Regions from separate parts of the Mus musculus genome. Here region 2 is linked to region 1. Evidence: chromatin loops called from intact Hi-C (ENCODE). Cell type or tissue: left cerebral cortex. All regions are shown on one strand. Each heading gives the region's core, and the rest is flanking DNA. Links, peaks and the distances in the headings are about the cores only.

Region 1 (6,257 bases), core at 413-5,412:
ATTTACAGAAGCTTTTCCAGAGCCAGAGCAGTCTGAGCCTCTTTTCCTGCTTTACTGTCCTTTGGAGACATAAAGACTGAATTGTGTGGACAGTGAACATGGCTTCCTCCATGTCCCACGGCACCTAGAATTACCAGCAATGGCCATTCCTAGAGCTCTGGAAGCCTCCACAGTATGTGCTTCCTGCACTAGGTCAGTTGTCTAGTTATACATAATTCTTGACCATATGGTCATTCTTCTTGCAAGGATCCTACTCAAGATTGATTTCCAGAGTAGTTGTACCAGTTTGAAATCCCACCAGCAATGGAGGAGTGTTCCTCTTTCTCCATGTCCTTGCCAACATGTGCTGTCACCTGAGTTTTTGATCTTAGCCATTCTGATTGGTGTAAGGTAGAATCTGAGGGTCATTTTGATTTGCATTTCCCTGACCACTAAGGACTTTGAACAATTCTTTAAGTGCTTCTCGGCTATTCAAGATTCCTCTCTTGTGAATTCTCTGTATAGTTCTATGCCCCATATTTTTATTGGGTTGTTTGGTTTTTTTTTGAGTTAGCTTCTTGAGTTCTTTATACATTTAGGATATTACCCATGTGAGGTTAGCTAGGATTTTTTCCCAATCTGTAGGTTGCCTATTTGTCCTATTGACTATGTCCTTTGCCTTACAAAAGCCTTTCAGTTTCACAAGGTCCCATTTATTAATGCTTGATCTTAGAGCCTGAGCCATTGGAGTTCTATTTAGGGAATTCCCCTCCCCCACACCAATGAGTTCAAGTCTCTTTCCCACTTTCTCTTCAATTAGATTTAGTGTATCTGGTTTTATGTTGAGGTCCTTAATCCACCTGGACTGACATACAGTCAGTTAGACCAGCACCATTTTTTGATGATGCTTTCTTTTTTCCATTGTATATTTTTTGGCTTCTTTGTCAAAGATCGAGTGCCCTTAAGTGTGTGGTTCTGGGTCTGCCATCCTAATCCATTGAACAAACTGTGTATCTCTGTACCAATACCTTGTAGTTTTTATCACTATTGAACTCAAGAAGGTTAACATGTGGAAGGACCCAAGTGAGGATACTTCAATCCCACTTGGGAAGGAGAAGAAAGCAGTCATGGGAGGCAGAGGGAGGGAGGGAGCTGGCTGTGAGAGCAGAAGGGGAGGGGAAAAGGAGACCAAGATCAGGTATTGGGGGAGGACAAGAGAGAAACCCTTGAGCATCAGCAGAATAAATGGAAATATGCAACCTCAGGGGTGACAGATAAGAGGACCCTCTAGGATGTAACAGAGCCCTGGGAGATGAGAGTCTCACAGGATTTAAAGGGAGAGAACTTAGATGAAATGCCAAACTGTGGTGAAAGGGAACTGGTAGAGTCCATCTCTAGTAAAAAGAGAGGGCATCAAGTAGAGGGATGGGGTTGCCATCCCACAGTCAGAAACTCTGATCCAGAATTGTTTCTATCTAAAAGAGCTGCAGGGATAAAAATGGAAAAGAGACCGAATGAAAGGAGATCCAGTGACGGGCCCAAATTGGGGTCCATCTCAAGGGGTGGCTCCAAGGCCTGCCACTATTACTGATGCTATGGTGTGGTTATAGACAGCAGCCAGCCTAGCATGACTGTCCTCTGAGAGACCCAACAAGCAGCTGACTGAGACAGATGCAGATACTTACACCCAACCAATGGACTAAAGGAGGAGACCTTTGTGATTAAATTAGAGAAAGGTGGAGAAGCTGAGGAGGAGGGTGAACCCATAGGAAAACCAGCAGTTTCAACTATCCTGAACCCCTGGGAGCTCTCAGACACTGAGCCACCACCAGGCAGCATACACCAGCTGGTCTGAGGCTCCCGACACATACAGCACAGGACTCCTTGGTCTGGCCCCAGTGAAAGAAGGTGTGTCTAGCCCTGGAGAGGTTTGAAGCTCTAGCAAGTAGGGTAGCCTGGGTGTGTGTGGGGGGGCTGTGGGGGTGTATGGGGACATCCTCTTGGAGACAGGGGGAAGGAAGACTGGGATGAGGAACTATGGAAAGGGAGATATGGCTGGACTGTAAAACAAATAAAACTAATAAAAATTCTTTGTGTGAAATTCTCAAAAAATCTTAAAAGTATGTATATGGGTGCACATGCACTAGTACATACTTTAAGATAATTTTTTGAGAATTTCACACAAATAATGTTTTATTACTTTTATTTTTTAAAGTCCAGTCATATCTCCCCTCTCACAGTTCCTCATCCCATTCTCCCTGTCTCTTGTCTCCAAGAGGATACCCCACACATATACCCACATTCGTCACACATACTCAGAGCACCCCACTTACTGGGGTTTCAAGTCTCTGCAGGTTTAGACACATCTCTCACTGAGGCCAGTCTAGGCAGTCCTCTGTGTGTGTATAGACTTAAGTATTTATAAATACAGATACATATACATGTATATGTATACATACATGCCTACAAGAGGGCTAGGGAGATGAAACAGTGGTTAAGAATTTGCTGTGGAAGCATGAAGACCAGAGTTCAAATCCCTCGTAGCTACATAAATGCAAAGTAGACATGACAGTCTTCCTGCCATTTTGGCACTTGGGAAGCAGAGACTGGATACATTGAACAAGATGGATGACTAAACTAGATAAATCAATGAGTTTTGAATTCAAATAAGAGAAACTAACTTAGTATTAATGCAAAGCGATTAGAGAATACACCTAGCATTAACCTCTGGCCTCCACACTTGCTCACAGCAGTGCATGCATCTCTATAGTCAGACACACAGAGTTTTACACGTGTCTACCTGCTCACACACAACCCAGGTTCTACTTTAGGCATTGGGAAGATTGTCCTGAGAATCCTCAGCAGTCAGCATGAATGACTGGATGCCTTTCTGCAATGTGCACCTTTTCTGTTGTAGAAAATATTTCATCTCAAATCGGCATTTCTTCTCTGCCTTTCGTCATTCAGTTTCTGGATAAAATATAGCCAACTTTCATATTAATAATAACAATAGTAACTATAATAATAATAATAATAATTTGTTACCAAATTAATCTTAAATGTTTATCAATATACAAAGATTTATACCAATGAAACCTGTCCAAAATCCAAAATTCTGGACCAATGTAATGAAATATAACCTCAGTTCTGCATCAAAATATGAAGATATCTACCAATGTATGATCATGGCTATAAAATGTTTTTGTTGTTGTTGTTGTTTAGAAATAGATTCAGTAATCTAACCCTATTTGTTTACTTCTATAATAATATGTCTATATCCCCCTTTTTATTCTCAACCCCCTTTCCTTTATCTGAGAAAGAAAGGAGGAGAGAGAAAAGGAAAGAGAAATCCCTGAGTCTAAGCTCCTTGTTTCGTTTCCTTCCTGTCCAAGACTATACTTATTTGTAAATCATCCCAGAGAATCACAACATATGTATACTTTATAAAGTGACCAAAACCATCCACCTCAATTTAAGGGACTGGGATAACAGTCTGTTTTTAAATTGCTTCTTGGTGAATTGGGGTGAAGAACTCCTGTTTGAGGCCCCAGAAAGAAATTGGAAATGTGGTTCAGTCAGAAGAAAGCTAGGTGGCATCATTTGTTGTCCATTCTCTATGTGCTGAGAAAATTTAGGGCTTAACTGAAGTCCTGACTGGAACAGTCTGAGAGGTCTTGTGGAATTAGCAGTCCTTCCTGAAGCTGTTCTAGAAGCAAGTGTCTGGAAAACAGCATCCGTTTGAGGCATGATCGATCAGGGAGCTGGAACAGCAGGTCTCCGCATCTGAACATCCTCAAGGTGGAATCCTGTCAGAACTGCTCTCTTGGTCTTCCATTCTGTAATATATAAAAATGTATTTTACAGGCAATAAATAGTTCTATGTAGACATTTGTAGGGAACGTGTAGGGTGCACAGATCAACTGATGATGAGTTTTTATTCTTGGAGCAGGTGAAAGATAACTGTCTTTTGTCAGAAGTTAGTTTGATCATGTAATCAAACTGCAGTATAAATCTCCATTCATGTCATGTGAAAGGACGACATATAATAATAAGTCATAAGAGCTTCGTAGCCAACAAGACTTAGTGGCCATGTAAGCTGAAGTTCTGACTGGAGACATATCTATGTCCCAGTCAGTTCAGAGCTGTTTCAATGGAGAGTTTAGGAATATACACCCCCCCCCAGTGCATTTGGTCTTTTTGATTTTCTCCTGTCTGCAGTAGAAATCTTCAGTTAGTCTCCTTTTGTCAAATCTGATCCTTATTACTTTGGAAGGAGTCCAAAGCCTTTTCCTCTTTCCCCTTAACATAAACTTCAAATCTTTCTCCCCAAATATGATGTCCTTGGTTCAGCAACCCAAAGTCATCAAAAGTATAGGTTGACTCAATATAGTAGCCCTTTTTTAAATTTAGGTCTGCTCTATTTTGACCTCTTGTAATAGATTTGTAATACCATCACAACCATAGAAATTATAACCACCTTCATTTTGATAATTTAAAACAATTATTATTTATGGAGACAACAGGGTTTCTCTGTATACTCCAGACTGACTAGGATCTGTTCTGTAGATTAGGCTGGCCTTGAAGAAGGAATCCATTTGTCCTGCCTTTGTCTCCCAAGTATTGAGATCAAAGGTCTGGATTTATTTATTTATCTATATAACCCTGAAAACATTTATCTCAATTCCCATTTCTTTCTCCCTTCATTAGAGGTTAATATTCTGTGGCTAACTCCTTCTCTATATTCAATGTCATTCAGATTTCCTTTCATTTACTGTATAAACATATTCCCAAGCCATAAATTACCTGTTGAGAGTTCAGGGCTTGGGCAATTTGCCATGTGCCAGGCAGAGGGGTCACCAGTTCTCCTGTGGAAGCCCACTTTACAGAGACTGGTTGTACATATCAGCATGACGTCCTATTTCACATTAGCTCTGAGGAGCTGCCATTAGTTCTCCTGTGGGAGCCCCAGATCCCAATGATACAGGCTCACTGCTCAGAGTAGTGTGAAACTCTAACCCATGACAGCTCTCCTGAGCATAGCTTTGCTTTTTCTGATGGATAAAAGCAAAACAACTCCTCCCCAACCCCATCTTTCGGTCCTCAGATTGACATTGACCAGCAGAATATACCTTTCCTAGCACAAAATGCTTCTTGGCAACAGAAACGTATAAATTTTTAATTTGAAATAATAACCATACTTTATGCTGTTAAGTGTATCCAGATTTACCTTTCTCTTTATGTATATTTAAGAATGGTGTGTATTTTATTTTTTAAGTTACTACGAACATTACTAATTATTATTAAGCAAATACCTATATAATACTAAGGAAAAATATGTCATTTTGGCTCCCAGACTGTTGTTTGAAAGTGTCTGTATCTATCAGAAGAAAATCCTACCCTGACTTGATTGTGTAGACCAGGATGGTCCAGAACTCAGAGATCTGCCTGTTCCTGTCTTCTGTGTCTGTGATTTTTTTAGCTCAGAATCTGTGTTGCAACTGTGTAGCTAGGCTTATATCTGTTCCTAGCTCAGAGATGCACTTTAGGGGCAGTGCAGTCACAGCCAGGCACCAAGTAATATGCTCAAAGACCCTGGACTGGCCAGTGTTTAAGCCTTCTGTTTTGTTGCTCAAGAACTTTGCCATTTGGCGAGCAGGGTTGTAGCTATGTTTTAGGTCATGCTTTAACTCCTACAATAACCCCACCTCACCCCCCACTGATGGAATCATGCATGCCAGACCAGCATGCATGCTAATCCTTGCTGGAACCTTGCAAGTCTTGGGGAAAACCAACTTTGCTAAGGAAACAGTTCTTCCTGCCTCTCTGGCATTAAAGGGACAACACTTTGTTGTTGTCCTTGTTTCATTTGGGAATCTGAAATCAGTTTTGTTAAAAGTGAGTTCTTGCCATATATTAGTTTGCTAATATGTTGCAGAAAATATTTAATCTCAGATCTGGATTTCTACCCTGCCTTTGTTCATCTAGGTCCCAGATAAAAGACACACAACTTTTATATTTGTATTGTGTTAATCAGCACTAGGTTTGGACAAATATCTACCCTCCATGCTATTAAAATCCACTTCCCCATCAATAACCCCAAGAATTTTCCATGTAGCATCTGGGCAATTCTTAACCCTAATTGACTAACACTCATGGCTGTATTTTCATGATTCAACTACTCTATGCTGGCTTCCTCCTTCCTCCATCTTCTTTCATTCCAATTCCACTCATGTCCCTTCCCCAACCCAAGTCTAGGAACCCCAAACTCTGCCTATGTC
Region 2 (6,257 bases), core at 828-5,827, 72 kb before region 1:
GAGAAAAAAACATCAAATCCAACTTGTGCTACCCATATTGTTTATCATATATTTTTAATAGATTTTTGAAGCAAACCACAATGATCACTGTTAGAGAACCAGGATGATCCTCTGTTATGGTGGCACAGAAAAGGTGTACCCCAAAATCTTAAGTCATATTTTGAGCCAAACAAGTTTTCAGTTTGTTTTAAGCTCATTTCTTTAGGGAAACAGTTAAATTTGTTGGTTACTTCATACAATATGAAATAAAAATCTGATGGAATTATTTTCTGTTAAAACTGGCCTATTTGAACAAGGACACACTTTTATTCAACTTATCTATAGAGCTGATACTTAATCTACACTCTCAGAAGCTTTTAGATCCAAAGAACTTTTAAAAATTATCCATGCCTCAGGAGAACAGAACCAACTACATAAGGTCCCTGGAGAGAGGGACCATTTACTCCTTTTATCTTGCCATTTATCCTAAAGCAAGAGAGAAGGAGCCCTCCATCCCCATTTCTGAGAGTGTAGCTCAAAAAGAATTGCACAAAATGGTGTTTGGTTCTTCTGGGGCGATTTAAGCTTCATGTTTATTGACTGCATTGCAAGTATACTTAGGCCCTGAATGAGTCACTAAGATTCCCTGCTTACCCAGGGATAACTTGCCAGTTCTTCAGAGAGGACGGACATTCTGAATTCCCTTCGATTCCCTGTCTCTTCTTGCTTTAGGCAATGGAATGTGAGCAGATATGTATCTCTTTGGAAGAAAACACTGGATTTTAGGTCCTACAACCCTAAGCCTTTTCTTCTCTTTCTCAGTCATCACCCCAGCACAGATTGCGAAGTACTCCATAGCTCCTGCCTGTGTCCCTAAGGAATTCTGACACCAGCGCCCACTTGACAGCCATGCTAGACATAGGGTAGGAGTCTGGAGTTAACCTTTGCTATTGTTTGTCCCTGAGATTTGAAAACAAAATGTTATCACACTCTGCTTTATTTCAGTGGGTGGTAATTAAGCTCACCTTTGCTGTGGAAGCAAAAAACTGTTTGGGATGACCCTGAGGGAGAGTTCAGGGAAGTCTAAAGAAGATTTCTACTCTGCCTCTTACTTCCATGCAGGAGGTACACGTGCAGTTGTACAAGGTCCCTGCCAGTAGTCCCATGGGGAGTGAATGGCCAAGTAGTGCTATGATCAAGAGTAGGATTCTTGCAAGAAGAATGACCGTATGGTCAAGAATTATGTATAACCAGACAACTGACCTAGTGCAGGAAGCACATACTGTGGAGACTTCCAGAGCTCTAGGAATGGCCATTGCTGGTAATTCTAGTTGCCATGGGACACAGAAGAAGCCATGTTCACCGTCAATACAATCCAGTTATTTAAGGTTTCAAAGGACAGTAAGGCAGGAAAGGAAGGTCAGACTGCTCCAGCTCTAGAAAAGCTTCGGTGAACGGCAGTGTTCTCAAGCCACACTCAGGAATTCTGCATTTTCTCCCAGGCACTGGTATCCCTTACCACCAGCTGGACAGAGCCGTGAAAGCCCTGGCGTTTTGTTAATCCTGTGCTGGATCTCAGATGTTGCAAATGGTACTCTCAGTTGACCAGGCTGCTTCTAGACATCAGAGGGCAGAGTTTTCAAAGCCAGCACACAGCTACGTTCCATCCTTATAACACAGCTTAGAAGAGTCTAACGGGAGAAAGATCAACTATTAGATCATTATTTACTGGGAGCTGCTATTAGAACCTTGGATGTGTTTCAAAGTCCACAGATGACCATGTGCTTTTTGTCATTATCTCTCCTTTGCAATAGTGAGCATATGTACATCCTCATTCATCAGGATGGGAGGCTGACCCTCCCTCAGACACCTGCCTAAAGAGAGAGGAGTCAGCCTAGCTCTGAATTATCTCTCAGCCCCACCTAACTCTGCCCTACCAAGAGAGTTTCCCATCAAAGCCCAATAATAACAAGAAATAATTTTAAGTCACTTGTTCAACTTATTGGTTGAGAAGCAAAAGCCCATTCAAAGGAGGCGCCTCCTATGTTCTGTCACCAGACACAGCATCAGTGACACAAGAAGGGCTGAACTTGTGTCAGAGAAAACCATGGAGATGGATTGTGAAATTTCTGTGCCCAGCAACATCCTGGAGGGAGTGGCATTGAGCTGGAGTCTCAGAGCAGCCTGCTTGGCTTCAAAGGGGATGCAGAGAAGTTCGAGCTAAGCTGGTGTGACTTAGGGAAGAACATGGTGAAGAGATCGCCCCATTGAAGACTCACAGCTGGATATTTGTGTGCCACTAGGCAGCACATGCATTCATTTAACTTGAAGGAACTTTTGTCTGGGAAGATAAAGAATCACAGAAATAAAGCTGCAGTTTCCAAGGTTGCAGGAGACATCCAACCCTCAGCAACATTCCAGAGAGAGAGGAAGCTCTGGCAAGTCAGCATCTCAGCTCCGGGAAGCACTATGAAATGTCCATAAAGTCTTCACATATGAAGGCTGCGCCATGTCCACCCCAGGACAGTTGATTCTACAAAACACCAGAAGGTATTAGTTTTGTCATTAGGCAACAGGAGCAATCACTGAGCCAAGACTTCTGAAACAGTGAAATTATTTCCCAGGGGGTAAAATATGAATCATATCCATGCTCTTAATGCCTTTCTCTATTAATAATGTACTGACCAGGGCTCTTTAGGTCTCTGCAGCCTTGCTTCCAGGATAGAAAAGTGTTCTGAGTGAAACAACACCCTCATTAAACAGCATCAGACTTGACTTCAAGGTTGTACTTAATGGTTTCTCCAAGTCTGGAAATGCTCTTGTTTCTTAGCAGATTTGTGCAGGTGGAATAGCAGGGCAGTGGGCTGAAACACAGTCTCAAGCTCTAGCTGCACCACAAACTGGGATGGAGAGGTTTGGGTCACCACTCAACCCTGTTTCCTTTCTTAGGAAGTGTGAAGGTTGTTAATGGTAGAAAATGACTTTAATTCCTGCACTTGCCTCCCAGGATCCCTGAAGGAACACAGATGCCTGTGCCCTACCACACACCTACTGGATCTGCATCTCTGCCAAGCTCCACTTTTAAACTCTGGAGTATAATCCTTCTGTAGGTCTGTATTCCAGGGGTGCAGACAGCTCCAGGCTCCTGGGTTTTCAGTCTCCATCTTAACAGAGTTGCTAAGAGCACAAATCAGAGTTGTTTTCATCAGGAGTGAACTAACTCCTTCTGTGCTAGCCTCTCACCTTCTAAACAGGTCTCAAAAAACCCTACACAGGAAACATTCTCCTTATAGCATGACTCCAGTCTGCTGCTGTTCTCCTCAAAGCACATGAATTGGGAGACTCAAGATGTTACTTCAAGTTCCCTTTCAAGTGTAAATCATGGGAGACTAAAACAGAGAATAAAAGGGAGAGAGCGAGCTAAGTTGTTGGGGGTGGGGGTATGTGTAATGAAAAATAATGTGGTGTATGTGTAGTATGTGTTGCATGTGTAGTATGTGTTGCATGTGTAGTATGTGGTACATGTGTACTATGTGTTGCATGTGTAGTATGTATTGCATGTGTAGTATGTATTGCATGTGTAGTATGTGTTGCATGTGTAGTATGTGGTGCATGTGTAGTATGTGTTGCATGTGTAGTATGTGTTGCATGTGTAGTATGTGGTACATGTATAGTATGTGTTGCATGTGTAGTATATATTGCATGTGTAGTATGTGGTGCATGTGTAGTATGTGTTGCATGTGTAGTATGTGGTGTTTGTATTAATTCAGATCTGTGTATGAAAGAAGCCATGCAATATTTGCATTTTAGTAGCTTATCATAAAATATGATATTCATCTGTTTTAATAGAAAGGATATTATTCAATTATTTTTTGTGACTGTACTACTATTCCACTTACAGTCCTCTTAAAGGATTTTGCCATGTAAGCTTGGGATTCCAAAACTGAAGGCTGTGTAGTCAGGTGTGGTTGCTACCATCTGTAATGCCCACACTTAACAGTCTGAAGTGCTAGGACTGTTATAAGTCTTAGGCTACCTTGGGCTACACATCAATGAGTTGCAAGTCAGCCTAGTGTAAGAGTTGTCTCAAAAGAACAAGCCACTACATGTTCTAGAATGTCATTTCTGTTAATGAGGGTGTCTCCCACAGGAGACTCACCTACTTCTGATATCATTTTCCCTATTAACAGCAGCAATGGGAAGAGGATAAAACAGAGTGGCTGCTACCACATGTCCATGTCTGTATGGATTAAAAATAGAAAAGAGGCAACAAAACCCTCTGTTTCTCTTGAAAGATGCAGGACATGAAGTGGCCAAGGCCTTAATCAGAAGAGCTCTGGGATGATTTCAGTTTCCACTCTTCCGCAAGTGAGGTCACTTCATACAGCCTGAAGCCCAGTCACAGGGCAGCTCCATGCTTGAAGACAAGGTAACCCATTCCCACTCTACAATCCTAGTGGAAGAAGGTGGAGTTCATCAAAGCCTCAGTGTTTGTCTAGAGCATCCAACATTTAATAAAATATCATCAGACATGATAAAAAAGCAGCAAGCTGAAACATACTTCCATATGTCTCAGACTGACCTGTCATGGGCCCTAAGGATAGCTATGCGTAAAATATATAATATACTTTGTCATAGGACAATAATGAATATATGCATAAATATATACATATATATGCATGTATGTATATATGTGTGTGTATGTGTGTGTGTATATAGGCAAATAATATACCTACATACGATGTACACAAGTACACACTTCAAATAAATATAATTGAGTGCTGTGTTTGTGTGTGTATCCAAGTTACAAAATAAAGGATTGTACAAAAGGTACAGGGAGAAAATGAAAGTCATGTATCTGACTGAGTGTGGGGAAAGGCCTAAGCCACAGGAGAATAAAGTACCTAAGGCACCAATCCCTGGTGCACCAGCCTTCCTGACCCTCAGTGCAGCTGAGCTCCCCACACAGCATGGCCTGAGGAAAAGGTACAGAGCATTGCCAGCGTTCTAGAGCCCTAGAAATGGAGAGAGCTTGCAAAACATAACTCTGGTAAACAAAACCGGATTCATTAGCCCCGATGGAATTAGGAAAGATACCAGGAAATATTCAACCGTAATATCCAGAAGGAACTGATCATTTGGATTAACAACTAGATAAGCATGAAAACATTGGAGCCTCAAGTGTGATCTGCTTCTCCTTTGGTTCAGCTGCTAAATCCTGTTTGTTTGAAACTTGAGATTTTACTTCAGGAGATCTTCTTAAACTGCACTTAGGTCTCTAAGTGCCTGTGGCTCTTGAGTGGTTTTCTGTTTGCTTGTTTCCCTCTCACTGGCACTGGTGTGCTCTAGCTGGTTTCCCATTCTTTCTCTGTAGTGATGCTTGGTCCTGGGTCTCTCTGTTCACTCTCTTGTGTCTGATCACAGGGGTTTATGTACCTAAGTAGTCTGCTGCAGTTTTATGCCCAGATTTCCTGGAGGAAACTTCCCTGCCACCTGGGTTTCTCTTGTTCCTCCATGGTTTGTAAGGTTGACCTGTTCTTCATTTCCTAAGAACCAAGTCTGGGCATGTTCCCAACAGCTGACATTAATCTTCTCCCAAGAATCAAAGATTCCCTGGACCGAGTTCCCAGGCCTGGCTGCTAATGGTTGTTTGCTCAGGCTTTCTCTCTCTCTCTCTCTCTCTCTCTCTCTCTCTCTCTCTCTCTCTCTCTCTCTCTCTCTCTCTCTCTCTCTCTCTCCTCTCTCTCTTTCGTGAACTCCAAGTCACCATTTGGATCATAGGGATCAGAAACAGCTACAGCAATTTACAGCTCAGTTAGAGGGTGACTGGAGGAAAACCCTGTTTGTATACTTCCTCTCTTATCTCTAATTCATTCCTTTGACATCTGTCACCAGTCATCTTATTACTATACAAAAAATATTCTTATTGTTTAGAGATCCCAAGGTCTTAAGTGCTCATGCAATAATCTGTCCAAATAATACTAGACAAATGTTATTCTGAGCACTTCATCGCTTGGGGAATCATAGAATTTTATGAGATATCTGCTCTAGCCAGAGGGGAAAGAACTCAACATCTATTTATTACCACCACCAATATTATTATTTTCTTTCCTATTTACCATGAATTTTTAATTTCAAAGACATAGGTCCATTAGTCTAATGGCTTAATCCCCTGTGTGCTCTATACCACATTTTTAAGGATTCTTCATGAGTTTTTAGCTTTTGGTTTTTATTTCCACTTCTTTGAGTTGTTACTGCTTATGAACTTGCAAACTTTG

Evidence for each region. Peaks named below come from ENCODE experiments on the same cell type or tissue, not always from the same donor. Only the 100,000 strongest peaks of a DNase experiment are listed, where the experiment ranks them.
Region 2: a loop joins it to region 1, with 2.1 times the contacts of the local background. A loop is called at or near these places in 2 of 42 quality-filtered maps.

Annotation. Positions count from the first base shown.
Region 1 is chr14:44,892,279-44,898,535 of GRCm38, forward strand. The region is part of intron 1 of Gm16976 (predicted gene, 16976); the gene reads left to right. Among named protein-coding and RNA genes, the nearest start is that of Ptgdr, 36 kb to the left of the region's middle. In left cerebral cortex, for the core only: no CTCF peak of the experiment used is centred there; no DNase peak of the experiment used is centred there.
Region 2 is chr14:44,819,731-44,825,987 of GRCm38, forward strand. No RefSeq gene overlaps it. Among named protein-coding and RNA genes, the nearest start is that of Gm34198, 23 kb to the right of the region's middle. In left cerebral cortex, for the core only: no CTCF peak of the experiment used is centred there; a DNase peak (open chromatin) is centred at 3,010.